Regions from separate parts of the Homo sapiens genome. Here regions 1, 3, 4, 5, 6 and 7 are each linked to region 2. A link is a loop called in an ENCODE intact Hi-C map of the cell type or tissue named here. Cell type or tissue: mammary epithelial cell. All regions are shown on one strand.

Region 1 (4,000 bases), 590 kb before region 2:
AAGAATGTGTATCCTGCAGCAGCTGATGAAATGTTCTATAAATGTCAGCTAGGCCCTAGTATGTGGTTTCATTTATTTTTATTTATTTATTTATTTATTTATTTTTGAGATGGAGTTTTGCTCTTGTCACCCAGGCTGGAGTGCAATGGCACGATCTCGGTTCACTGCAACCTCTGCTTCCCAGGTTCAAGTGATTCTCCTGCCTCAGCCTCCCAAGTAGCTGGGATTACAGGCGCCCACAACCATGCCTAGCTAATATTTGTAGTTATAGTAGAGACGGGGTTTCACCATGTTGGTCAGGCTGACTAGTATATAGTTTCAGTCCACTATTTCCACTATTTCTTTCTTTCTTTTTTTTTTTTTTTTTTTTTGTGACAGAATCTTGCTCTGTCACCCAGGCTGGAGTGCAGTGGCCAGATCTCAGTTCACTGCAACCTCTGCCTCCCGGGTTCAAGTAATTCTCCTGCCTCAGCCTCCCAAGTAGCTGGGATTACAGACACGTGCCACCACGCCTGGCTAATTTTTTTTGTATTTTCAGTAGAGATGGGGTTTCACCATGTTGGCCAGGTTAGTCTTGAACTCCTGACCTCAGGTGATTGCCCACCTGGGGCTCCCAGAGTGCTGGGATTACAGGTGTGAGCCACCGTGCCTGGCCTAACTCTACTACTTTTTTTGTTGGTTTTCTGTCTGGATAACCTATCTGTTACTGAGAGTGGGGTGTTAAAGTCTCTTACCATTATTGTATTGCAGTCTATTTCTCCCTTTAGATTTATTAACATTTGCTTTACTTGGGAGTTCCAATGTTAGGTGCATAGCGATTTATAATTGTGATATGCTCCTGAAGAATTGACCCCTTTATTATTATATAGTAACCTTCTTTGTCTTTTTTTTTACAGTCTTTGATTTGTAGTCTATTTTACCTGATATAATTACAACTACACCTAGCCTTTTCTGGTTTCCACTTGCATGTTATATATTTTTCCACCCCTTCCGTTTCAGTCTGTGTGTGACTTTGTAGGTGAAATGGGTTTCTTGAAGGTAGCATATAGTAGGGTCATGTTTCTTTATCCATTCAGCCACTGTGTTAGTCTGTTTTGCATTGTTATAAAGCATGCATCCCAGGACAGCTCTGAATGCAGCCCAACACAAATTCATAAACTTTCTTGAAACACTGTGAGATTTTTCTGCTATTTTAAAAAGTTCATCAGCTATCATTAGTGTTAGTATATTTTATTTGTGGCTGAGCACAGTGCTTCTTGGCACAGGGAAGCCAAAAGATTGGACACCCCTGTAATTTAAAGAAATATCTGAGACTGGGTAATTTGTAAAGAAAAGGAGTTTATTTGGCTGACAGTTCTACAGACTATACAAGAAGGACGGCACCAGCCTCTGCTTCTGGTGAAGGCCTCAGACTGCTTCCATCCACGGTAGAAGGCAAAGAGGTAGTAGACATATCACATGGCAAGAGAGGGAGCAAGAGAGAGAAAGGAAGTGCCAGATTCTTTTTAAACAACCAGCTCTTGCATGAACTAATAGAGTGAGAACTCACTCATCACCAAGGGGATGACACCAAGCCATTCACGAGGGACCCACCCCTGTGATGTAAACACTTCCCATTGGGCTCCACCTCCAGTGTTGGAGATCAAATTCCAACATGAGATTAGGAGGGGACAAATATTCAACTATATCAGCCACTCTATGCCTTTTAATTAGAGAATTGAGACAGTTTACTTCCAGTGCTGTTATTGATAAGAACTTACCTGTCTCATGACCTCCTTTTGGGGAGGTCATGGTTCCCTGTTTGTTGTTGTTTCTTGTGAGTATCCATCTACGTCTTTGCATTGAAGGGTTAGTTATTTATTCCAATTTTCTCCGTTCACTTTTGTTTTTTATTGAATATATCAGCTTAGCAAATCTTTGCTAGTAGGTCGCTGCCTCCATTTCGGCTGTAGATGGCGCCTCAAGCCCAAGTTCACGTTGGCTCTAGTAAATGGTCAGAGCCAAATGAGGGAGGTCCCAAAGGGATTGTCCAGGCAGTGTGGGACCGCTGGCTGGGGGTTTGTGCTGGGGAGTGGGGGTTGCTGTGGAATGTACCTCCTACAGTGTGGTGCTACTGAACAGCCGCTCTTTGATTTGTTGTCTCCTTTGGCTAAGTTTTTGACAAAGCAGAGTTTCCAGGGCTGGGGATAGTAGTCCCACAATCCCCCTTTGTCTCAGCAGTGGGATTGCTGGGTCATATGGTAGTTCTAGTTGTAGTTTTTTGAGTGACCTCCATACTGTTCTCCCGAGTGGCTGTACTAGTTTACATCCCCATCAGTAGTGTATAAGTATTCCCTTTTCTCTATATCCCTGCCAGCATTTGCTATTTATTTATTTATTTATTTATTTTTTGATAATAGCCATGTTAACTGGGGTGAGATGATACCTCCCTGGGGTTTTGATTTGCATTTCCATGATAATTAGTGACGTTGAGAATTTTTAATGTATTTACTGGCCATTTGTATGTCTTCTTTTGAGAAATATCTGCTGAGATCATTTGCCCATTTTTAATGGATGATTATTATTATTTTGCTGTTGAGTTCCTTGTATATTCTGGATATTAATCCCCTATCAGATGAGTAGTTTGCAAATATTTTCTCCCATTCTGTAGGTTGTCTTTTTACTTTGCTGATTGTTTCCTTTGCTGCGCAGAAGATTTGTAGTTCCATATACTCCTGTTTATTTTTACTTTACCATATACTATTTGTTTATACCATATGCTATTTGTTTATACCATATACCATATACTATTTGTAAACCGATTTATTTTTACTTTACCATATACTCCTATTTCTTTGTTTTTACTTTTGTTTCCTGTGCTTTTGCAGTCTTATTCATAAAATCTTTTCCCAGACCAATGTCTTGAAGTGTTTCCCCTGTTTTATTCTAGAAGTTTTATCACTTTTGGCCTCATATTTAGGATTTTGAATTTATTTTTGCATAGGATGAGAGGTAGCTGGGCACAGTGGCTCACACCTTTAATCCCAGCACTTTGGGAGGTCGAGGCGGGTGGATCACAAGGTCAGGAGTTTGAGACCAGCCTGGCCAACACAGTGAAACCTCGTCTCTACTAAAAATACAAAAATTAGCCAGGCGTGGTGGCACGAGACTGTAGTCCCAGCTACTCAGGAGGCTGAGGCAGGAGAATTGCTTGAACCTGGGAGGCAGAGGTTGCAGTGAGCCGAGATCATGCCACTGCACTCCAGCTTGGGTGACAGAGTGAGATGTCTTAAAAAAAAAAGATGAGAGGTGAGGGTCTAGTTTCATTCTTTTTCATGTGAATATCCAATTTTCCTAGCACCATTTATTGAAGAGACTGTTCTTTTCCTAAAAAGTATTGTTGGCACCTTTGTCAAAAATCAGTTGGCTGTTGTACACTCTTCACAATAGTAAAGGCATGGAATCAACCCGAATGCCCATCAATGACAGACTGGATAAAGAAAATATGGTACATATACACCATCGACTACTATGCAGCCATAAAAAGGAATGAGATCATGTCCTCTGCAGGGACATGGATGGAGCTAGAAACCAGCAAACTGATGCAGGAACAGAAAACTAAACACCACATGTTCTCACAAGTGGGAGCTGAACAATGAGAACACATAGACACAGGGAGGGGAACAATACACACTGGGGCCTGTCAGGGCGTGGGCAGCAGGAGGGAGAGCATCAGTAATGCATGCTGGGCTTAATACCTAGGTGATGGGTTGATAGGTACAGCAAACCTCCATGCCACACGTTTACCTATGCAACAAGCCTGCACATCCTGCACGTGTATACTGGAACTTAAAATAAAAAACTTAAAAAAAAATCAGTTGACTGTAGATATGTGGATTAATTTCTGTGTTCTCAATTCTGTTCCATTGGTCTATGTGTTTTTATGCCAGTACCATGCTGTTTTGGTTATTAAAGGTTTGTAGTAGATTTTGAGTTCTGGTAGTATGATACTTCCAGCTTT
Region 2 (4,000 bases):
GCAAGAATTCGAACTCACATCTTTGTGATCTCAGCGCCTGAGCTTTTAATTACTACTATATACCCACGGTTTAGTAGTAACTCATACATGTGATGAGAGACAGAAATGTTTAAAAGCCCTACCAATGAGATAAATCATGTAAAGAAAACTGGCCTATGTTATAAATAGGCTAGGAGCAAGATGAAGCAAGTGACCCTGAAAGCGAGGGCCTCAGCTGGGTGCAGCAGCTCATGCCTGTAATCCCAGCAATTTGGGAAGCTGAGGTGGGAGGATCGCTTGAGTCCTGGAGTTTGAGACCAGCCTGGGCAACATGGTGAGACCCCATCTCTACAAAAAATACAAAAATTAGCCAGACATGATGCTGCATGTTTGAAGTTCCTGCTATTTGGGGGCTGAGGTGGAAGGATTGCTCGAGGAAGTCGAGGCTGCAGTGAGACAAGATCATGCCATTGCACTCCAGCCTGGGGACAGAGTCAGCCCCTGTCTCAAAATTAAAAAAAAAAAAGAAAGAAAGAAAAAGAAAATGAGCGTGCCTTTCAATTTTGTTCCCTGGATGCATCACTGTCTTACCCTAGTCTCTGCCCTGGTTAAGAAACTTCATAAATATTGCCGGTTTCATTATTATCATCATCTTTATTATTATCATCATTCACTCAACAAACCTTAAAACAAGTGTAATGTGCCAGCTGTTGTCCTAGGCTTGGAGTTTAAACTAAGATATTTTAGCCCTACTATAGGAAAGATGAATCTATAAACCCCAGATTGCAAACACAAATGCTTACAGGGACAAGAAGATAACAAATGGGTGAAGCAGGCCAGGTGGAGGCTGTCTCTAGCAGGAGAGTGAATGTCTCTCTTCAAAGGAAGGCTGTTCCATGAAAAAGAATGAAACCCTGTCATTTGTGGCACCGTGGATGGAACTGGAGGTCGTTGTGTTAAGTGAAATAATCCAAGCACAGAAAGACAAATATTGCGTGTTCTCATTCACATGTGGGAGCTAAAAAAAAGGGGATCTCATGAAGATAGAGAGTAGATTGGTAGTTATCTGAGGCAGGGAAGGGTAGGAAGGAGGGGAGGATGAAGAGAGGTTGATTAATGGGAATAAATATACACTTAGATAGAAGAAATAAGACTTGGTGTTTGATAGATCAGTAGGGTGACCAGTTAACATTAGGGTGACAAGTTAACATGAATCAATTGTACATTTCAAAATAGCTACAAAAGAATAATTTCAATGTTCCTAGCATGTAGAAAAGATAAATATTTTAAGGTGATGGATGTCCCAGTTACCCTAGTTTGACAATATGGATGTATCAAATTATCACATAGACACTGAAAATACATCCATCTACTATGTATTAATTTTAAAAAGAGGCTATTGATCAACCTTTGGCAAGGTCTTGCTGTATTGACAGCTTCTCAATGTCCACTAGCAGTTACCTCCTTCTCCCCTTCATCTTTCCTACATTAAGGCAAAAATACAGTATTCAGTTAAAACTCCTCCTCCCCTCCTTCTTTTCTTCTTCCTCTTCATCCTCTTCCTCCTTCTCCTCTCCCTCTCCCTCCTTCTCCTTTTCTTTTCCCTCCTCCATGTCCTTCCCCTCCTCTTCCTCTCTTTCTTCTTCCTTCCCTTCCTCTTCCTCTGAATCAATCATTTTTGGCCATAGCGACTTGCCCTTTGCAAACTAGTATGTGTTGCAGTATTATGATTTCTCTGCTTGAGACAGGAACCTCTGGTGTTTTGGAGGAAATTTCATCTTGGGCTGCTCCCCTTCTTACCACATCTGTTGCCCAGTATCCACCACAAAGCCTGTAACTTAGCATCTGCCTATAACACCAAACAGGTTGCATCAGATAAACAAAAATTCTTACTGTGGTAGGTGAATATTTTAGCAAACGTAAAATACTATAACTCGAATTTACAAACTGGGTCAGAAGTGCTTTCTCATGTTTTGGTGTCTGGAGCAACGTGCACATGGTCAGAGGACTTCTTATTTCAATTTTCTTGTTTGTTTATATTTATTTTATGAAATAAATAGCCTCCCTTCCATTAGTACAAGTACTTCTGGTTTGTTAGAGACGAAGGGCCCCAGCTCCACTGGGAACAAAGGGGACCTATAGGAAACACAAGTGTCGCCAGCTTTTCCATGCACTGACCTGCCCTAATGTGTATCCTCCTCCCATAGCCCGCAGAGACTCCCCAACCTCACTTTAGCTCAACTGCATTTTCCCCAGACTGTTCTGAAAAATGTGTTGTGACGTGCTGCCACCTAGTGAAGGAAAGTAGGAATGGACATTATAGTGGCTGTCGCCCTCAGAATCCTCTTTGAAGCCTGGTTTAGTTAACCTCTGCCGAAATAAGGTCCTACGTTTTTAACTTTCAGAAAATAACTCTTATAAGACTCCCAAAGGGTCCAAAGACTATTTAGTGAAGACTGAAGAAGACAAATGTCAAGTGAATAGCTAAGAGTTTGAAAAGTAGGTATACGTGTTCGGGCTAAGTATAAATGGAAAACAACTCCCCGCAGAAAACCATTCTAATTGGACTTGCAGGGCAGGTTAAGAGGAGGAAGTCAGCCCGACTCCAGAGTACAGACATTACCTGTTTTCACTAAAATAAAGGACTGTCTTCAATTGTTTGCATTATCATTTTATCTCCGTAGAATATTTTCCTTCGGTCTTTTGACTGAATTGGTTTTGAATTTAAAAGAAATATTGAAATGATCTGTCACTTTACTTTTTGCCTATCAAGCTGTCAGCTTCAAAAAATGAACAAATGTATGGATTCTGAATAGATATGTTTCTCAGACCTAAAAAGAAAGAAAATGTGTTAATAAACTTGCGTCTAGTCATCATATGTGTACTTCAATGTGTCAGAACTGATTTATGAACCAGAAGTACTGTGTTTAAGTGAGGACTTCTCTGCATTCATATTTTAAGTATTATTATTTCATTCTTTCCTCTTGGGGGGCAAGTTAGTATAATATTACCATTGACTACCGTTGGGTGGGTCCCAAAGGTCATTTCTGTGGAGGATAATAGAGCTTTTCATATGAGACACTTTCAGCTGCCTAGCAGAGGCAGCACACTATGACAAGTGGCCAAAAAAAAGTAGTGAATATTTTTATCGTGAGTTTTCATGGCATGAATCAACTCATTCTTCAGAAGTCTGTATTTTTTTCTTTCTATTATGGCATGTCTGTCATTTCCTTTGACTCTCTGGCTGGTCTTCATCTCAGCAAAGTGGAAAAAACATATTTTAGATGGGAAAAAATGGGAAGAAACTGAAAGAGGGAAAATATCCCTAATACAAGGAGAAACACAACTCTAGATTCCCTATTGCCATATGGAACATTTAGGATTTCCCAGGAGGAAACACGTTCAACCAGTTGCTTCTGTTACCTCCGGACTAAGAGGGATCCTGATAGTAGCTGTGGCTGGTGAAGGAACACCTCTATTATCTGGCTCTGGGTGCTGCAGAACCAGGCAGTTAACAGGACAAGAAAACCAAATGATCCATGGGTGCAAATGTGCTTTTGCCAAAGCCACTTCCCTGGGGTCTAGATAGCGAAGAGAAATGGTGGCTTCTAGAGGAGGAAGAGCTAGGAAGTAATCCTGGAGTCCAGTTGTCTTTTCTTAAAGATCATGTTTCAGGATTCCAAAAAAAAAAAAGAAAGATCAATGGCATGTAGGAGGGTGGGGGACAAAGAGGGTGAATTATGAGTTTGTGTCTGTGTTTTAAAATAGCCACCTGCCTTGAAACTGCCATTTAGAAATGTGCATGGAAGGAGAATCTTCCTGATTCTTAGCTCTAATTTATGGCCAATTTATGAAGTCAAGGTCATCTCTCTTCCTGCTGGTGTGTGTTCAACCTGGCCTCCCTTTATGCCAAAGACCTTGAGCAGACCTTGGCTAAAACCCCCAGGTATACTCCCATTCACTGTCAGCAGTGATCCGTGGAATGGATTGGGGCTGGCCGCCTTGCCTTGGGCAGAGTTCA
Region 3 (4,000 bases), 340 kb before region 2:
TCCTCAGGTCATTTCAAGGGAACACATTGGAAAGTCATCTCCACGTTGCTCTTCTCCATTGTACGCAATACAACATTTTAAGGAACAAACAGTACCTTCTTCCTCATGAACATTATTCTGTTTAACAGGGAGCCAAACGAAGTTGCAAGAGTCCTCATTTTCCCATGGTGTTCCATAGAGCTGTTTGTATTTTTAATAAAAAACTAATAATTCAGAGGCTGCAAAGCATTTGTTTTTAAATTTAAAAATGTTTTATAGACTATGGAAACAAAAGTTTGCTTCCCCTGCCCATTTGGGAAACAGAGCACTGCTCTCATTCTTAGGGGACAGCATACACATGGGTCTGGGATGCATGGCCTGCTCCTCTGGAAGGAAGTTTTGCCATGGGCGGCTGGAGGGGCTTCAAACACTGAGCCAGAGAGAGGGTTAGGAGCTGAGGGCTTCATAGGAACATCTGTCTTTTACTCTCTCTCTTCATATTTCAAAGCTCTCTCTCTCTCCCTCTCTAACACACACACACACACACACACACACACACACTCTCTCTCTCTCTCTCTTTCTCTCTCTCTCGGAACATCTTTCTCTCTCTTTCTTCATATTTCAAAGCTCTCTCTCTCTCTCTCTCTCCCTCTCTAACAAACACACACACACACACTCTCTCTCTCTCTCTCTCGGAACATCTCTCTTTCCCTCTCTCTCTTCATATTTCAAAGCTCTCTCTCTCTCTCTCTCTCTCCCTCTCTGTCTCTCTCCCTCTCTAACACACACACACACACACACACACTCTCTCTCTCTCTCTCTCTCTCTCTAGGAACATCTCTCTTTCCCTCTCTCCATGTTTCAAAACTCTGTCTCTCTCTAACTCTCTCTCTCTCTTTCTCTCTCTGTCTCTCTGATAGATGCATACAGATTTGGTATTTAAAAACATCAACTCTGACTGTGTTCTTGGTTTCTCTCTAAGTATAAGAAGCCAACAAGGCTCCTTGAAGATTCCCTCTTTTGATATTAGAATGATCTTGAAAGGAGCTCTAACCATACCCAGAGTAGGGGGGCTCCCTTAGGTTGAACCCCTAGATGTGCTGCAGCCAGTGGGGAGATGCTGGAAGAAACAGATTGAATCATGGACCTGCCCATCAGGGTCATCTGAGGAGTCTCACTGTTGGTGGTTTCAGATCTTCCAGAAGAAACTCTAATTAGCTCTACACAAGAGCCAGAGGGGTTAGTCACCAAAGAGTGATTCACCCCATCACTCTTTGGTGAATTTAACCAAATTTAAATGGTGATAGGGAATTCCTTTTACAATTCCCTAAGAGGAAATGAGAGAAAGAGTTGGTCTTTCCCAAGCAGCATGGTTTTCAGGGACTTGCTTCTCCTGGTGCCTTCTCTAGTCAGTTGCCAAATCCTCGTGGCTCAACTCTTCTCCACTGCTGCTGTCTCTTTTCTAGTTCAGGCTTCCATTGCTGCTTGCTTGGACTCTTGCAGTACTCTTCCAGCTGGTCTCGTGACTCTGTCATTTCTGATTAGTCATACATCTTACTACCCACTTAAACTTTCTAAATGTTAGCTAATTACTTCACTTTCCTCCACAAATACTCTTTCATGGCTCCTCATTAACCAAAGGAAAACAAAAAGTCCAAACTTCTCTTCTTGGTGCTCAAAGATCTCCATCATTCCTCCCTGTGTTCCTGGGCTGCAACCCACATAACTAGTCACCCCTATCTCCTGCCTTATGTGGGAGTTCATTTTATCTTTTCTGCTTTCTTGTCTGTGTATCCTGAAATTCCACTCATTCTTCATGGCCTGGGGCTAAAGCCAGGAAGCTTCTGTTTTTGATGTTCTAAGTTAGAAGTAACATCTCTCTCCTCTAACTAATGAGCTTCCCCCCAACCAAAGCTTCTACCCCATTTCCTCTCTAATGGCACTAATCTTTTGTATCTTCTGTTAGGGTTTTTGGAATACTAGTGACATCTCCTAGAGCCTTGTAAAGCTCTTATTTGCCTTCAAGTGCCCCCCATTGCCAGGGCATGGAGCCTTGCACAGGGCAAATATTCAGCAATGTTGGATGAATAAATGAAGAGTGACCAAGGGTTGCCAGTGGTAGTCAGTCTTTATTTTCACCCCGCACTGCTATTTGCCCTGTACTCACTTGGACTGGTTCCTGCTGGTGAGAAACTTGCTACCCAGGTACCACTTATTTTAAGCACATTTATGCATTTCCAGGCACGTAGCAAGGGGGCAGCAGGTTAGTGATTCATGAGTAGGTGGAAAAGGTGATTGCCTTGAGAGCTGCTGACTCAGCCGCCAGCCGTTAACCCTGGTGCTCCTCTGGGCCCTGAATCAGTGAGTGGATGGCATGAATGAACAGATGGCCAAGGAATCTCAGGAGACCCGAGTCTCCTGGATTTGGACTTTCCAGCATTAGAGGTGCACAGCCCAGAGCCTCACAGGGAATGCTAGAAGCTGCAGTATAATCATGGCACATTTTCCTGGAGAACCAGTTCTTCTTGAAGGTTTGGGAATGAATATTATTTTGTATTCAATCACATTTGTCATGAGGAGGAATAAAATATGCATACATATTTTAAAAGATAAAATGCAACAATTTAAAGAAGCTTCCTGGCTGGACATGGTGACTCATGCCTGTAATACCTAGTGATTTGGGAGGCTGAGGCAGGAGAATTGCTTGAGCCCAGGAGTTCATTGCATCATAGTGCAATGAGCTATGATTGCACTACTGCAGTCCAGCATGGGCAACAGAGTGAGACCCTGTCTCTAAAAATATAACAAAAATAAAAAGATAAAATTTAAAATATATATAAAGAAACTGTCTGCTTGTGGAAGGCTTGCTTCAAATTCTAATCCAGACTCCCTGAGGTAGGAGGTAAAAGTTTCTTCTTTTCTGCCTTCAGGGCTGTCATGGGAAAGTTTGCAAGGATCTGGGCTAGTCTGGCACCCCTCTCGGTTGCTCGGTTCCCCATCACTGCCTTCCCACTCCATGGCTTCTCCTCTGCAGGGTGTAGACTATGATGAAGGTTACACTTGAAGAGCAGTGAAACAGAACTGGGTTCCAATCCTGCCAGCTGCACAGACACCATATCTGGAGGGTGATGGGGCAAGGGACATGCTCACTCTCCCTTTCCAGAAGAGATAAAGCCATATGGGCAACCTGCTATCACTGTGAAAAGTGAGTGGAATAAATTGTATAGTGAGTGAAGTGTAAGCTCATGGCGGCAGTGTAAGAAACACATTCTTGCCAGGCAGGCAGATAACCAAGAAAGGACAATTGGGAACACGTCAGCTGATGGAGATGCTACCCAATTGTATCCCTATGTGGAGAGACCCTCCAGCACCATATCCCAGCCACCTGCGCCCTGCCCCCCATTGGACCCCCTCTTCACTGTTTGCCAAGCTGAACATTGGACATGTCACATGTTCCCTCCCTCAGTGCCTGACTTACTAAACAGAAAATGCCCAGTGAAAACTTAGGTAAGATGTCGCACAGTGTTTGGCACTTGATACCTTGTTGCTAATATGGTGGGGACCCCTTCCAGCACTGAAAAATCCCGCAGCACTTGTGGCAGCTCAAACAGAGAATGTACCAGTCACTGGCTCCCCTGAGTTTCTTCAGAAATTGTTTAAGGAGTGCTGGATCCATGAGGGCAGAGGCTTGTCCCAGTCACTACACTGTCTCTACCTGCTGGAACAGGTGCTTAGTATGTACGCCTGCTCTGTGCTGGGCCCATGACTGCACAAGGACAGCTGACTTCAGAGGATTGCTCAGGATCACTGAGAAATTCATTTGGCAAAATATTGTGAATTTAATGGCCTCTTCAATTTGAAATAAAGCCACCCGGCTTTTTGAAATAGAGCTTCCTTTGGGAGCTTAGAACTAAATTCTTGGCTTCATAGAATGCCCTAGCTGGGTGGACGGAGAATCCCAACATATAGATGTATCTAGAATGTCAGAAGTGAAGTGATCTGTCTCTCCAAATCATTGGTG
Region 4 (4,000 bases), 350 kb before region 2:
TTTATTTATTTTGAGATGGAGTCTTGCTCTGTCACCCAGGCTGGAGTAGTGCAGTGACATGATCTTGGCTCACTGCAACCTCCGCCTCCTGGGTTCAAGTGATTCTCCTGCCTCAGCCTCCTGAGCAGCTGGGATTACAGGGACCTGCCACCACGCCTGGCTAATTTTTGTATTTTTAGTAGAGATAGGTTTTGCCATGTTGGCCAGGCTGGTCTGAAACTCCTGACCTCAGGTGATCTACCTGCCTCGACCTCCCAAAGTGCTGGGATTACAGGCATGAGCCACCGTGCCTGGTCCCTGAGTCCTCTTAGGGTCTCCAGAAATCACTATATCAAGTGAGGTTTGGGGATGGGCACATCTAAGTGATAACCACCCACTAGGCAAAAGGATCCTGGTGTTGGGAGATGGGGTGAGAAACTGGGGTGGGTGTCATTCATTCAACCGAGTCATCACTCTCAAGGGACCAGATGGAGAAAGGGAATATAATAAGAAAAATGATGATGCTTAAAATAAATATTGATAATGCCCACATTTTCAGGGAACTTCTATGTGCCTTAGATATTTATTTATCCAAGAGCCTCACTTCTTTTTACTTGTCCGATCCTTACAGCAGATCTCCAAAGAGGTTCTCTGTTATCCATGGTTTACAGATGAGGAAACTGAGGCACAGAGAGGCAGTTAAATCACTTGCCCCAAACCACTGAAGCCATAATTGGCGGATCTGGGATTGAAGCCCAAGCTTCCGGGCACTAGTGTGTGGGCCTCTAATCTTGCACTTTGCTGCCACCAGAAATTAGGCACCAGGATGGTAACTGAGGAAACCAGACAAGAGTGAGAATGTAGGGGTGGAGGATGGAAGATGGGTATCAGGGAGGTTTTCTGAGTTGAAGACAGTCTGTCCTGTGGCTTCTTAAAGGTTGCTTTCAGATGAGGGTGACACAAAGGTGTCCCCCTGTCCTGGACATGATTTAGAACCCTATCCACAGAGAACATGCCAAATTTTATGCACCTCAGGGCCTTTGCACATGCTGTTTTCTTTGGCTGGAATCACTGTTCTCCCTGCTTTGTGTGTTATGGTTCTTTCTCATCTGTCACACTTAGTTTAAAGCTGCCTCCTGCAGAGGCTGACACGTCGTAGCAGTTGCTCCATGAAAGTGTTGAGTAAATGGATGAAGAATAAAGCTCTTGGCCTTTCAGGGAATAACTATAATGAGAAATTTGGAAGATCTTTCTGCAGCTGAGCCTTTGGAATTTTGATGTCTTCCAAAAGCTGGGGTTGTTAGGAGAAGAGGTACCAAAGTGGGGCTTCATCTGTAAAGACCCAGCTGGAGCTCTTGTTCACGCCTTTCCCTGAGGCTGGAAGGTCTCTTGGATGTCACAGGCTGCCTCTTTAAAATGGAGACAGTGGTGGACTTTCCTCTCTGTTGAGGATGGGAATGAGGATGAGGGAGCAGGCTTGGGGTGAGCCTACCATCCAGGGGCAGTGAACTTTATATGGCGTGGGATGACCAGTGGCCTCCCCTGGGGTGGCTGCTGGATATTGGCTGATGGATGGTAGAGGAAACACTATTCTCATCTCAATTCCTGGATTGGTGTGGGGGCCAAATGAGATCCCATCATTCCTAATTAAGATGTAGTTACATTAATGATAAAGACAACAATGGCAGCTAATACTTAGAGAGTGCTGCTACCTGCTGGTCACTGTGCCAAGCCCTTTAGTGTGCCTTATCCTTGAGTCCTCACCAGCCCCTATGTGCAGGAACCTGCTGAGATGAAGTGACTTGCCCGGGCCACACACCTGGTAAAGTTGGAAACCAACTGGAGCCAGCCCCAGACCTCACATTGCATACCCCAGACCTCACACTGGATACCCTCACACTGCACACCCTCACACTGCATACCCTCACACCACATATCCCAGACCTCACACTGCACACCCCAGACCTCACACTGCATACCCTCACACTGCATACCCCAGACCTCACACTGCACACCCTCACACTGCATACCCCAGCCCTCACACTGCATATGCCAGACCTCACACTGCACACCCTCACACTGCATACCCCGGACCTCACACTGCACACCCTCACACTGCATACTCCAGACCTCACACTGCACACCCTCACACTGCACACCCTCACACTGCACACCCTCACACTGCATACCCCAGCCCTCACACTGCATATGCCAGACCTCACACTGCACACCCTCACACTGCATACCCCAGACCTCACACTGCATACCCTCACGCTGCATACTGCACACCTCACACTGCATACCCTCACACTGCACTGCATACTGCAGACCTCATGTATACCCTCACACTGCATACTCTCACACTGCATACCCTCAAACAAGGCCCTTTTCTGACTGTCACTTGCACCAAACAGAATGCAGAAGTTTTCTAACTTGAACCTTTGAAAATTTTTTCTGTTCTGTGTTTCACGAAGGGATGTGTTAATTGTTGAGGTAATTGCAGAGTTCCCTGGCTTTATAATCACTCATGTTATTTATTGTTCTTGTTATTATTAGTAAAAGCCATAGTAATTCAGCCTTTGGGTTGGAATGGCAGCAGGAGCCAGCTGAGTGACCTTGGCCGTGATATTAATACTCTTTACAGTCTTCCCTCGATTATCCAGGCTAATGGAAAGAGAACCAGTGCCCGCAAATAATCATAAAACAAAAAAAAAATCAATTATCTTCTCAGTGGAGTGTTGACTGACACGTGGGTCCTACGCCTTTTATGAGGCTGGCCTTCAAACACAGCTGCATCTTTGGTGATATTTCAGAAAGCGTGAGGTGGGAAATAATCCCTGTTTTGCAAGTCAAGGATGGAGAAGGAGCCTTTCATCTCTGGATAGAGATGGTGTGTGGATATCACCAGCTGCCAATGGAGGGGTCAGTGCTGTTATTCTCTTTCCTAAAGCAACTCGGGGGTGATGGAGAAGGTTGCCTTAATCCCCTCTGAGCATTTCACTGGCTGATGTGGACTCATGGAAAATGTCAGCGTGCTGGCCCAGGCCAGGCGGGCTGAAGCCAGTGTGTCTTACAGCTCTGTGGAGCAGACGTGGTGTGTGGCTTGAATGGAAAGGTCATAAAGGCCTGGGACAAGTGAGTGGACGGAGCCAATGGCACTGTCTGGTAACACTATATGGAAGATGAAATTGTAGTGTGGAGCTGAGAGGTGCAGGGCTGGGGAAAGAGACCTCAGCATTTTCCATGATTAACTTTCTAATAGTAACCATGCGTGGACAGTGGGTGCTGGGCAGCAGGGAGACAGTCTTCTCCAAGCGTGCATTCATACAGTGCAGGCGGCTTCCCACTATCTTTGGGTTTTCTCCATTTTGTCTGAGGCAGGGATCAGAACATAGACCTATTGTCTTTGATGGCAAAGTGAGGAGGCAGCCAACTTCATGTCCTCCTAATTGACTCATTTCCTCCCCGCTGGAGTCCCCAAAGCATAGGTGACCAAGAGCTCCCTCTCAGCTCTAAGTCATGAAGAAACGGATGCTTAGAGAGGTTACCCAGAAGCTGGGGACAGAGCTGGCACCACACCCAGGCCTCCTCCCTTCCAGTCCTGTGCTTGGGCAGGCAGCCTGTGGGCTTCTTCCTTCGGCCCTGTCCCCTTCCCTCAGTACTAACACGTGCTCCTAGATTTCTGAGCAGCCCCTAGAGAGAAGTGACGGATTCATACTAGAGTGTTCATGACTTCATGTATCACTTGCCTGAGAGTATTTTTAAATGGATGCTGGGGGAGGGCATTGCTTAACCCAAAGGAACAAGAAGTGGACTATGAAATTTCAGTCCCAGGGCCTGCCATGTGTTGGCCTGTTCTGGGTGCTGAAGATATAGTGGTCAGCAAGACACACATCCTCTCTCCTTTGAGACCTCATATTTCACTGGGGGAGGCAGAAACATAGTAAATAAATAATAAACTAACTTCAGATAATGAGAACTGGTTTTAGAATATGAAACAGGCTAAGGGGATAGTGATGTG
Region 5 (4,000 bases), 480 kb before region 2:
GGCTTTGATGTGTTAGAAAAGAAGAGAATTACTTTGCGGGTAACATGCCCTGGCTCAAAGCTTCTTCATCACAATTGGCTGATCTGAGGCCAGTGACCTGGGGCAGGGCTGGGAAGTATCCCACGGCCAGACTGACTGCCACAGGCACCTCTTTCCTACACACACCTGCTCTCCCGAGGCACTGGAGACAGGATGGAAGCATGTCAGTGGAAATCTTCTGGACATCTTTTTTGACAACTAGAAGTCATTTGCACACAGTTTTATAATTTATTTTAAAACATATTAAACTTTGGAATCATCTAAATGCCAGGAGTATGCCATCTACTGAAATGTTATCCAATTATCATTTTTTAAAATAGTGTTTTCCATGATATTTAATGACTTAGAGAAAATGCTAACAGTTTCATGTTAAGGGAAAATAGGATAAAAGTTAGATGTTTAATCTAACCCTAATTTTGCAGAAATACACACCCAAGGAAAAGGTATGAGATAAATATATAAAAATATTAATAGTGGTTATTTTGGGGTGGTAAGATTCTATGTGACATATTCTTTTTTCTTGTCACTGACTTGAAGCTTATATGAAACTTTTATATTCCAAAGTTTATAATACATATGAATTATTCTTACAAGCAGAAGTAAATATAAAATAAATATCTATAAAAATGTAAGCATGTGAAAGCTTGTTCTGTAAGTCCCACTCTCCAGCATTATAAATTACAAACAGATAAATCACTTCAGAGGTAACAGACTTTCCTTGTCGTGCCAAGTAACCTGGCAGAGCTAAGCCTCAGTTTTCTCACCTGTAAAGTGGGAAAATAGCTACAGCCTTTTTTTTTTTTTTTTTTGAGACAGAGTCTCGCTCTGTTGCCAGTTGGAGTACAGTGGTGCGATCTTGACTCACTGCAACCTCCATCTCCCCAGTTCAAGCAATTCTCCTGCCTCAGCCTCCTGAGTAGCTGGGCTTACAGGCATGCGCCACCACATCCAGCTATTTTTTTTTTTTTTTTTTGAGATGGAGTCTCGCTCTGTCGCCCAGGCTGGAGTGCAGTGGCGCAATCTCGGCTCACTGCAAGCTCTGCCTCCCGGGTTCACACCATTCTCCTGCCTCAGCCTCCCAAGTAGCTGGGACTACAGGCATCCACCACCACGCCCGGCTAATTTTTTGTATTTTTAGTAGAGACAGGGTTTCACTGTGTTAGCCAGGATGGTCTTGATCTCCTGACCTCGTGATCCACCTGCCTTGGCCTCCCAAAGTGCTGGGATTACAGGCGTCAGCCACCGCGCCCAGCCAATTTTTATATTTTTAGTGGAGATGGGGTTTTGCCATGTTGGCCAGGCTGGTCTCGAACTCCTGACATCAGGTGATCTGCCCGCCTCAGCCTCCCAAAGTGTTGGGATTACAGGCGTGAGCCACCGCGCCTGGCCACTACTGCACTTTTTTACTTCACAAAGAGACTGTGAAGACCAAGGGTGGTTAGAAAGAGGGATACTGCTGACTTTAAAAGAAAACACAGTGGTGATTCAAGGAAGGGCAGGGTTACTGGTGGCAGTAACAGTTGAGATCTGACATCAAGTCATAGTAATAACATGAACTTTGTTAGCTGCCTTTATCCACAACAGCTTATATGCTGGTAGGACTGGTAACTAGATAATTCATACTGTTGAAGCTGTAGGGTTTTGTTGTTTTTTTATCAATTTTTCTTATTTTTTTAAGTGACAAAAAGTGTGTTTATGGTGTACATGATGTTTCAAAATACACATACATTGTGGAATGGCTAACTTAAGTAAATTAACACATGTATTACCTCACATACTTATCATTTACCTGTGATGAGAAGACTTAAAATCTCTCAGTGGTTTTCAAGTATACAAAAAAACATTGTTTATCCACAGTAGTCACCATGTTGCACAATTAGATCTCTTGAAATTATTCCTCCTGTATAACTGAATTTTTGTATCCTTGGACCAACATCTTCCTGATCCATGCCTCCTTCCTACTCCCTGTAGTTTTTTTTTTCCAGCAGGGTTTTCCTCTTGGAATTTTCATATCTCAAATTTCAGACTGTTAAATTAAGTCCCTTTTTTGAACATTCATGAAATAATGTCATGTGCCAGGAAAATCCACCAGAGGGCGCTAGATCATTTAAAGAGTCACCACCTGGCTTCTCCATCGCAAAATCGCGAAGATTGATGTCAGAGTATTGGAACTAGGTCCAGGTTGGAGGAAAAGAAAATCCATTGCACATTAATTGCGATGCTGGCCAACATTTTAGCAAATAATCTTTTTTGTTCTCCTTTTACCTTAGTCACTCTGCTTTTTTAGTATGTATGTTTATGCACTTCCTTTTACTTCTTTTAAATCAGTTAGGACTGTTCAGATTAGAATATTTAAGCTTGAAACCTCTGATTTGCTTTGAGAGCTGCCATAGACACACATGCACATGGTACAGAGGCTGCCCTTCTCTCTGGGAAGCTTTTGAATGAATTTAGAAATAAAAATAAGGCTCGTGGTGTTTTCAGAACAGAGGGTGAAGTTTCTACTTCTGTTGAGACTTTCAGTTCTTGTGCAATGGACCTCAATTTCCAGCCTGCAGACACACCTACATTAGGGGAAGATGTGCTGGGCTTAGAGTGCTTCTCTATACCTTTCCCATTTCCAAGGCTGTCCAGGGACTGGCAAGAAAAGGAGTGGTGTTGGGTAGTCAGAGAGCTCATTTAGGCTGGAGGGGCTCTGCTGTGCCCTGGAGTCTGGCCACAGTCTGGCTGTGGACATGCTGTGGACAGCATGACATGCAGGCATGTGCACATACAATTACGAGCTCAGGGGTCAGAAGATCTGGTTAGACTTGCCTGTCCATTTTTGGGGTCACAGTAATTATAGTTAAGATCTGTATAATATTTCCTTCCTTCCTTTTTCTTTTTTCTTTCTTTTCTTTCTTTCTTCTTTCTGACAGTTTCACTCTGTCATCCAGACTGGAGTGCAGTGGTGCAATTTCGGCTCACTGCAACCTCCGCCTCCCGAGTTCAAGCGATTCTTATACCTCAGCCTCCCGAGTAGCTGGGATTACAGACATGTGCCACCATGCCCAGTTAATTTTTGTATTATTAGTAGAGATGGGGTTTCACCACGTTTGCCAGGCTGGTCTTGAACTCCTGACCTCAGGTGATCCCACCGCCTCAGCCTCCCAAAGTGCTGGGATTACAGGAGTGAGCTACCATGCCCAGCCTTCTTTTTCATCCTCACATATAACCCTTCGAGGTAGGCAGGGAAGTTTCTGGCTTTATTTTGATTGTATAAATGAAGAAACACATCAAATCAAAGATACCTAAGGTTCCTTTTAAGTTTGAGGTTCTGTCTGTGCAGAGCCTTTTCCTAAATTTGTAATGCCAGGGGCCAAGTTTTCTGGAAGTGGTGCAAAAGTTTGTGAACAATGTGGAAATGGCCAGAGAGAACTGGGCAAAGGCCTGGGAATGTCTATTTCTGGTGGATGGTAGCACTCTCTCAGTGCTTACCAGCCAGGCCATTCAGGGAGGAGGTGAGAGACTGGGGATTGTAGGAAGGAAAGGATATTGACATCAACACTGAGAGTTTCTGATGATTCCTGACTAAGCCGAGGCTTTGGACAGCACAGAAGTTGCTAAAAGCTTCAATCAGCAGAGGCAGGGGTGATGAAGAGAGCAGGAGATGGCATCTGAGGGGCCTCCAAGCACCCTCTCCAAAGATGCTGAGGTGATGAAGGTGATGATGGAGGAGAAAAAGCTATAGATCCTGCAGTTGGGGTGACAGAAGTCACGGCCATCGGCTGCTTACCAGTAGACCCCAGACTGGCATTTCAGGGGAATCCAGGCTGTAGGGAATGTCTAAGAAGGCCCCAGAGGGGATTTGCTGGTTTGCAAAATTTCAATTTTGTGGGTGAGGGAATCCATTCTGGAGGTTTCATATCCCACTGGGGAGACAGTCCTATCCTTTGCTGCCCTTTTTATGTTCTGGGTGTTT
Region 6 (4,000 bases), 180 kb before region 2:
TAGTTCACTGTTTTATATGGTAGCCACTAGACACGAGTGGTTGTTTAAGTTTAAATGAAATTACAGGTTCAGTTTCTCTTTGCATTAGCCACCTTTTGAGTACTCAATAGCCATGTGTGGTTAGTGGCTACCATATTGGGCAGCACAGATAGAGAACATTTCCATCAATCACAAAGTCATATGGGACAACATTTACCATAAAGGGGAAAGGGAACGGGAATGGGCACATGAGTGTAGTGTTCAGTTAAGTAGCATCACGGGACAACAGATGTGAAGTAGTCCTCTTAACTCTCTGCATGTATTTCCTCTGTGATTTCCAAAGGACCACTAACCAGGAGAAATAAGAAACTGTTGTTTTCTGACCCAACACCAGCATGCAATGAAAGTAGGATATTTTTCATTCTATAGAGAACCGTCAATGTGTATTTTGTTATCTGATTTGAACCCTGCACGCGGACAGCACATTTCACGTGTTTTAGCCCATTTGTGGCTGGCACAGGTGTGGCCAGAAAGCCAGCATAGGATCTTGTTTGTGTTTAAGAGAGAAGTTCAGGGAGACTATTCAGGCACATTGTCTGGCAAGTCTAGCACTGGTCAAACCCTCATAAATATTCCTGTCCAATCTGAACTTGAAATGTTCTTGTTGTGGACACCTTTGGTGAGCCAGTCTACTTGAGGACAATCCAGTCTACTAGTTTAGCTTCAAAAAGCATGCACTAGAAACAATTAGAAGAACAGGGTTGCTTTTAAAGCTATCAGGATGGTGTTTGCTGTTGTTTTGTTGTTAAATATCAATGGGTTACTCAATGGTAATAGATCTAAAGAGATGAACATTGTTACATGAATATTGCAAGAAATTTGTGGATCTCTTGGGGACCCTCCAGACCTAGTTTTGAGAATGACTCATATAAACAATTTGCAGAGTCTAATTCATATACTCAGACTAGGGTTCTGAATTCTTTTCCCCCTGGGAGGAAGGAAAAACAGAGGATAACATTGGTTATCTGGGGTAATAAGAAAGCAAGGGGCAGACTACAGCTGCCCTAAGATCTGAGATCTGAGTGACAGAGCCTAGTTCAGGGAGGGGCTGACATGCTGCTGAAATGGGCTTATCCAGCCACACTCAGAGCTCTAGTGAGTATCAGGGTCATTGTGTTCTAAATCATCTGTGGCCAGCTTACCAAATAGGCTGGAGTCTGGCAGAGAATATCTATAGAATTTTCCACAAATCAGAAATTCTGGTTTCCAGAAGGATAAACTTCCCCAAATATCCTGGTGGTCTTGAGTTAATTGTGGCTTCCTGGGAGTTTCTGTCGTTGGTAAGGGTCACATTTTCATTGTCCCTTGACCTTTAGTCTTCTCAGAGTTGACTGGTAACATTAAAATGAGCATGTCTTCACTTCTGTCACTTACAAAGCTCTTAAAAAATTTATAATACTTTAAACATATCACAGTAATAAAAGCAATCGTATCTCTTTACATTGTTGCAGTCTTTTGGATAAAGTCCCCTGAAAGCATTGTCCTGGTGGTTTTCAAACTTTTTTCTTTGATCTTTCAGAATCTTTGTTCAAATGACATCTTGGCTAGACTCCAACATATAGCACAGATAAAAATGGAGTTGGGACTGCAGGGAGAGAAAGGGTGGAGCCCAGCTCACTGGACCTCTGCCTCCACCCCCAAACCACCCTCTAGCCTTTGAGTCAACCACTGAGTCACCGGTGAGCAATCCCTGTGGTTGCCCAGAGCATCATCCCACTAAGTCCTCATAATCACCAGGCATGATTGTGAGGTCATCACAGTGAATTGGTGCACCCCTGGAGGTAGGAAGGCAGCTGAAGAGGGGAGAGAGACACCCTCCCCACCCCCATATGAGGATGGTCTGTGATGATATGCATGCAGGGGAAGGGACTTATCCAAGGTCCCTGATAGATAGGGACTGGAATTTTGGCAGTGTCTTTTCTAGAGTAGAACAAATTTATCAGTTGAATTTGCTGTAGTTCTCTGAAGGTTTCTTTGGCCACATTAGAATTTTTGAGCCCTGGCATCCAAGTAGGCCAACTTCAAAATGGCTGTGTGCTCCACTCAGAGATTCTGCTGTGAAGACTGGCAGGAGATTTTTTAGCCTATTCTGAACTCCAACTGTTCCAGTTCCTCTTGCTTTCCAGAGGTGTGAGCACCTGGAAGCCCCTGCTCTGGTCTACACCCCAGGCTCAAGATTCATCCTGCTCACTCAGCCACTCATGCTGTCACCAGTGATAAAACTGTAAGTGTCAGCAGTTGCATTTGATTCTTGCACAAGAAATAGTTACCCTCTAAAGACTTGTTCATTCTTGTGCCTGTAAAGTGTGGTGTGCCCTATGCATCAGTATTCTTGCCTATGAAATGGGCATGTAGGCTGGGCACAGTGGATCATGCTTATAATCCCAGCACTTTGGGAGGCCGTGGCTGGTGGATCACCTGAGGTGAGGAGTTTGTGACTGGCCTGGCCAACATGGTGAAACCCCATCTCTATTAAAAATACAAAAATTAGCCGGGTGTGGTGGCAGGCGCCTGTAGTCCCAGCTACTCGGGAGGCTGAAGCAGGAGAATCGCTTGAGCCTGGGAGGCAGAGGTTGCGGTGAGCCAAGCCGAGATCGTACCACTATACTCCAGGCTGGGTGACAGAGCGAGACTCTGTCTCAAAAAATAAAAGAAGAAATGGGCATATAAATAGATCTACATAAGACTCACTGGAAGTTTAGAGCTCTTTAAAAAAATGGACAACAAAAAGTTTTTCCAAATAAATGTTGATTCTGGGCCTGGAAAGTTTGAGTGGCTGGCTTCTCAGAGACAGTTACTACCATCCATGCTCTTTAAAGTTCCATTGCTCTTATTCTAACCTTGAAATCAAAGAAACCAAAGCTGTGGTTTCTTGTCTGACCTTGGCTAATGATTTTCTGATTGACTCTACATGCAAAAGAACTGCTGATAAGTTTCTTATAGGGGAGAAAAGATGATGGGGAGAAAAGGAACTGAGTTCATTTCCTAACCTCAGTTTCCCTGCTTACTCACCCAGTGGGTTGGGAGCCACTTGCTGGGTCTGAGTTTCCATAATCACCATAGAAATGGAAGTAATATTATCCTTTTGCCCAGTCGATGGGAGGATGGAGGAATGTCTTAGTCTGTTTGGCCTGCTGTAACAAGATACCATAAACTTGGGGGGCTGATAAGCACATTTATTTCTCACAGTTCTGGAGGCTGGAAAGTTCAAGGTCAAGACACCAGCAGATTTGGTGTCTGGTGAGGGCCCGCTGTCTGGTTCATAGATGGCACTTTCTTGCTGTGTCCTCACATGGTGGAAGGGGCAAGGCAGCTCTCTGGAGGCTCTTTTATAAGGGCATGAATCTCATTCATGAGAGCTCTGTCTCCATGACGTTATCACCTCCCAAAGGCTTCATCTCTTAATATAATTACATTGGTGATGAGGTTTCAACGTATGAATTGGGGGTGGGCAGGCATAAACATTCAGAGCATAGCAAGGAGAATTCAGGGATTGCATTAAGAAAGTAAGTTGCTGAGCAAAGGGACTCATCTTCAAAGTCCAATACAATCTTTATAATCTTACAAAAAGCTTTCCTGGTTTTAGAATTAGCTCCAAGGAATTTGGCACTAGATTTTAGATTTGCTCAGAGAAAGAGTGTGAGAGAGAGAGGGATGTGGCTTTTGTGAGGAATTCCAGCACCTTCCTTTGCAAAGATATGCCCTAAAGAACAGTGGCGGCCTATCCTCAGGACAGAAGCACTTAATTTTGTCTAATTGTGTCAATTTCTAGGAGTCATTGGGAAATTCAGCAGCTAATGAAGATGGCCCTGTTCTGTCAGGTCCCTACTGGAATATTTAAAATTCTGTTTTTCATACTTATCAGCTAAAAGAATTACAGAAATATATTTCTGGATCCTGTGGGGAATAAGAGCAGAAATATACAAAGCTTCTTCTTTCAAGACGGATCCCAGCAGCCCAA
Region 7 (4,000 bases), 680 kb before region 2:
ATACCCATATAGTTTAATTTTTATTCCCTGAAACCTGCTTTAAAAAAAAATCCTACAATATATCATGGGTTTCCTTACATTTTCTGTGAATTTGCACATACAAAAAGGTCCTTGCTTGTTTTGTTGTCTGTCAGGTGTTAATCGAATTCTGTGTGGAGCGTCTTGGTGGTCAACATCTTCCCATGTTACAAACCATGTTTCAGTGGACACACATGTCTTTGTGTTCTTTTGCACACATGTTTTGAAGTTTGAGCCTTACAGGTAGAATTCCTGGGACCAGGGCAGTGCACATGTTCTCCTAGGTCCTGCTAATCTATTTGGGAAACCTCTCAGGCCCCGAGAGTCTTCTCTCTCCTCCTCCTTGCCCTTTCCCCTGTCTTTAAAATATACTTTCTCTTGTAATTCATGAAAGTTGATTTTCTTGTCCCAGGTATCCTGAATGAATGCCCTTTGATGGGCCTGGAGGAAGGAAGAGAGGAGAGGGGTTTCCTGGTTGCTGAAGGGCATCCCTTACAGAGAAGCCCACAGAGGAGTGTTCTGACCAATGTAGGGTACAGGTAGGAGGGTTGGTCTCTTCCTGGCCTCCCTGCAGGGAACAGCTTAGACTGTGGCTGTCTTTGTGCCTCCCCTGTGCAACTTCCACCCATTTCTCCTAAGCCCCTTGAACTCACAGGCCAACTGTCCCGTGCTCAGGCTGGAGGGACATCATCTCTAAAGACTGCTGCCTGCCTGAGTGGAAAAGTTGACTCTCAGGCCAGGCTCAGGGCTCACGCCTGTAATCTTAGCACTTTGGGAAGCCAAAGTGGGTGTATCACTTGAGTCTAGGAGTTCAAGACCAGCCTGGGCAACATAGTGAGACCCCCATCTCTACAAAAAATAAAAAATCAGCCAGGTGTGGTGGGGCGTGTCTGTGGTCCCAGCTACTTGGGAGGCGGAGGCAGGAGGATCACTTGAGCCTGGGAGGTTGAGGTTGCAGTGAACTGTGATCACTTTAATTTTAGAATTCTGGGCCAAATTTAAATATTCTCTCTTCATTAGCTTTTGCTGGGAAGCTAAACATTTGACTGTAGTTAGGTGTGTGTGTGTGTGTGCGCACTCGTGTGTGCATGTGCATGTGGAAATACCTACCAAGAACATAATCCTCTGATGGCGAGAGGGAAAAATTCTAGACCAATAGATTTAGTTTTTTGGATTCTCCGGAGTTAACCATGACCTGGTTCCCCAGCTTTGTTCAGAGGCTGTTGGTTACATAGTACAGGCCTGGCACTGAGTCCTGTTTGTAGAGAAAGGGTGAGAAGTGTTTGGGGCCTGCGAGCCTCTTTGAGTATCTGGATGCTGCCCTGTGGGAACAGGTTATTCTGTTTGACTCCAAGGCTAGAGTGAGAACCAGAGGTTAGGAGTTGCAGGGAGGCGGAGTAGCTCCCGGTGAGCACGACCCTATCCCAAGGAGCTTTCACTTGTGGAGCAGGCCGAGGGTGGCCGTCATCGTGGTGGAAGCAAGCAGTACGGGGCCTGATCTCTCTCTCTCGGTCTTCTGACCCGAGGATCCTACCATGTTATGAAGGCTGGGGGGAGCAGCTGAAAGGACCTCGAGGTCTGTGACCCACCCTGTCGCACTGGGAATTCGTGGCCCACTCTCACGGCCCTTGCTGGCAGCCTGATTCACACGGCCCTGAATCATCCCTGGATTGTCACACAGGCCCGGATCCAGGCCCCTCAAGGTTAGCCATTCAGGGGACTGCAAAGAGGCCAAACCATGGTATAGACTCCTGATTCTGCCGAGCACTTGTGGAGGTGGGCTCTGCGGGCTACCACCCAGAACCGGGCTTTGTGTCATTTCAAGGCTGCCTTTGGAATGAGTTTGTTTCTGAGCTGGGAAGGCGGGAAGCCGCTGCAGGAGAGCGTTGGCTCGTCTCCCCGCGGCTGCCACCTTGTGGGGAACTCAGGCAATGACAGCCTCCTTTGTTCCCCAGCAAAGCAGACTCATTTGGAGCCAATGGGGTTCTCACTTGGCTTAGGGGATGTTTAGACAGTAAAACATTTGAGGTAATTTTTTTTTTTGAGACAGAATATTTCTCTGTCGCCAAGGCTGGGGTGCAGTGGCACAGTCTTGGCTCACTGCAACCTACGCCTCCTGGGTTCAAGTAATTCTCCTGCCTCAGCCTCCGGAGTAGCAGGGATTCCAGGTGCCTGCCACCACACCCGGCTAATTTTTGTATTTTTAGTAGAGACAGGGTTTCACCATGTTAGCCAGGCTGGTCTGGAACTTCCAATCTTGTGATCTGCTCACCTCGGCCTCCCAAAGTGCTGGGATTACAGGCGTGAGCCACTGCGCCCGGCCTGAAGTAATTTTTAATTGGCATTTTTGAGGTATTGCTCACCAATCAGGGCAATCCAGTTTAGATGCTGGACCTTTCCAGATGTGGGTAGAAGGCGTTGGTTGACCAGATGTCAGGACTGTCCTTCACTGACCCAGTATAGTCATGGTGAGCCCATTCTTCGTCTTTTTTTTGAGACGAAGTCTCGCGCTTGTCACCCAGGCTGGAGTGCCATGGCGTGATCTCGGCTCACTGCCACCTCCGCATCCTGGGTTCAAGCAATTCTCCTGCCTCAGCCTCCCGAGTAGCTGGGATTACAGGTGCCCGCCACCACGCCCAGCTAATTTTTGTATGTTTAGTAGAGACAAGGTTTCACCATGTTGGTCAGGCTGGTCTCAAACTCCTGACCTCAGGTGATCCGCCTACCTCGGCTTCCCAAAGTGCTGGGATTACAGGCATGTGCCACTGTGCCTGGCCAGGGCTTTTTTTTTTTTTTTTTTTTTTTAAAGAAAGATTTTAGATGTAGAGTGGGCACTGTCAGTGAGGTTCTGTTTCTCAGTGTGCATTCCTGTTTTGCAACAGTGATGCCATTTTACAAAACAGTGAAGATTTTGACTGCCTGAGATACCTGTGTACTGCTTTTTAAAATAAGTTCTGTATTTTTGGTGTACTAGTAAGATTTCCCTTGAAAGAAAATGTTCTGCTTTAAAAATAAATAAAGGAAAAAGAATGAGCCTGAAATGAACCAATCCTCCCTCCCTCTCTCCCTCCCTCCTTTCCCTTTCTTTCTCTCTCTTTCTCTTTCTCCTCCCCTTCCTTCCTTCCTTCCCTTCTTCCCTCCTTCCCTCCATTTCTCCCTCTTCCTTGACTTCCTCTTTAAGAGTCTACAGTCCTAGAATCTAATGCTTAGGTCTTAGAGGAAGACCTTACTTTCTTGTTGCTATGATTCTGACTTTTAAATTAAGCCCTCTTTTGCTTTTTGTGTTTTTCGTGTTTATTGAGAGCTGACCCTAATTCCAAAGGGAGTGTTCCATCGTCCCAGCTTCTGGTTCTCTAGGCTGCAAACGCTTGATAAACCAGGCTGCCACTGAATGAGCCAGGTGATTCCTCGGCTGTTGGAGCTGGAAGGGCCAGACAAGCTTTCCTGGTCTAGCCTGGGCATTTGAGGAATCCGGAAGCTGAAACCCAGAGAGGTGGAGTGACTCACCCCAGGGCTCAGATCCCATGAGGTGCTTAGCCAAAGCCAGCAGCCCCCCTGGCAACCTCTTAACTCATCTTCTTGGTTTGTTTTTTTCTCTATAACAGCACCCCAAATGAACTTTAGTGCCTGTCATTTAGAGTAGAATGCTGTCTAGCTTAAAACCCTCCACAGCTTCCTGTCTCACTCAGGAGACAGTCTTCACTGTGAGGCCTGCGGCCATGGCCACCCCCATGCCCACACCCACTTCTCCAGGTCCCCTTTGAACCCACCTCCCCCTGTGCATTGGGCTCTTGCTACTCCGCCTTGCCCCTCTCTGTCTCTAGAACACGCCTGCAGGCCCTGCCTCTGGGCCTTTGACCCTGCCCCCCTCTCTGCCCAGTGTGCTCTCGCTGCTCTTCTTCATTTGCCTCTGAAGTCGCCTTCTTCAAGAAGCCTCTTCAGCCTTAGCCTCCCTCACAGACCTCCACTCTGCTGCTCAGAT

The links. A loop is a pair of places that touch in the nucleus more often than their neighbours do. Peaks named below come from ENCODE experiments on the same cell type or tissue, not always from the same donor. Only the 100,000 strongest peaks of a DNase experiment are listed, where the experiment ranks them.
Region 1: it touches region 2 in a loop (5-fold over the local background); 16 of 110 quality-filtered maps call a loop at or near these places.
Region 3: it touches region 2 in a loop (6-fold over the local background); 26 of 110 quality-filtered maps call a loop at or near these places.
Region 4: a loop joins it to region 2, with 5 times the contacts of the local background. A loop is called at or near these places in 6 of 110 quality-filtered maps.
Region 5: a loop joins it to region 2, with 6 times the contacts of the local background. A loop is called at or near these places in 109 of 110 quality-filtered maps.
Region 6: it touches region 2 in a loop (3-fold over the local background); 2 of 110 quality-filtered maps call a loop at or near these places.
Region 7: a loop joins it to region 2, with 4 times the contacts of the local background. A loop is called at or near these places in 12 of 110 quality-filtered maps.

Annotation. Positions count from the first base shown.
Region 1 is chr10:77,754,606-77,758,605 of GRCh38, reverse strand. No RefSeq gene overlaps it. Among named protein-coding and RNA genes, the nearest start is that of KCNMA1, 120 kb to the right of the region's middle. In mammary epithelial cell, a CTCF peak has its summit at 1,945 (motif pointing right); no DNase peak of the experiment used is centred here.
Region 2 is chr10:77,164,195-77,168,194 of GRCh38, reverse strand. All of the region lies in intron 5 of KCNMA1 (potassium calcium-activated channel subfamily M alpha 1), which reads left to right. Among named protein-coding and RNA genes, the nearest start is that of KCNMA1-AS2, 25 kb to the right of the region's middle. RefSeq lists enhancers at 3,950-4,000, 3,579-4,000. In mammary epithelial cell, a CTCF peak has its summit at 2,259 (motif pointing left); DNase peaks (open chromatin) are centred at 2,264 and 3,114; H3K4me3 peaks cover 177 bases; H3K27ac peaks cover 2,188 bases.
Region 3 is chr10:77,503,381-77,507,380 of GRCh38, reverse strand. The region is part of intron 1 of KCNMA1 (potassium calcium-activated channel subfamily M alpha 1); the gene reads left to right. Among named protein-coding and RNA genes, the nearest start is that of KCNMA1, 130 kb to the left of the region's middle. In mammary epithelial cell, a CTCF peak has its summit at 2,225; DNase peaks (open chromatin) are centred at 1,170 and 2,290; H3K27ac peaks cover 3,413 bases.
Region 4 is chr10:77,518,190-77,522,189 of GRCh38, reverse strand. All of the region lies in intron 1 of KCNMA1 (potassium calcium-activated channel subfamily M alpha 1), which reads left to right. LOC124902464 (a long non-coding RNA gene) reads left to right here. Exons shown (of 2, transcript XR_007062205.1): 2 at 1-4,000. Among named protein-coding and RNA genes, the nearest start is that of KCNMA1, 120 kb to the left of the region's middle. In mammary epithelial cell, a CTCF peak has its summit at 1,701 (motif pointing left); no DNase peak of the experiment used is centred here.
Region 5 is chr10:77,640,131-77,644,130 of GRCh38, reverse strand. No RefSeq gene overlaps it. Among named protein-coding and RNA genes, the nearest start is that of KCNMA1, 4.3 kb to the right of the region's middle. In mammary epithelial cell, a CTCF peak has its summit at 2,134 (motif pointing right); a DNase peak (open chromatin) is centred at 2,150.
Region 6 is chr10:77,348,592-77,352,591 of GRCh38, reverse strand. All of the region lies in intron 2 of KCNMA1 (potassium calcium-activated channel subfamily M alpha 1), which reads left to right. It overlaps KCNMA1-AS3 (KCNMA1 antisense RNA 3), which reads right to left and starts at 1,720. Exons shown (of 6, transcript NR_126365.1): 1 at 1,182-1,720. RefSeq lists an enhancer at 1,119-2,318. In mammary epithelial cell, a CTCF peak has its summit at 1,828; a DNase peak (open chromatin) is centred at 1,721; H3K27ac peaks cover 1,706 bases.
Region 7 is chr10:77,844,758-77,848,757 of GRCh38, reverse strand. The region is part of intron 5 of DLG5 (discs large MAGUK scaffold protein 5); the gene reads left to right. Among named protein-coding and RNA genes, the nearest start is that of DLG5, 80 kb to the left of the region's middle. In mammary epithelial cell, a CTCF peak has its summit at 1,938 (motif pointing left); a DNase peak (open chromatin) is centred at 3,477; H3K27ac peaks cover 2,264 bases.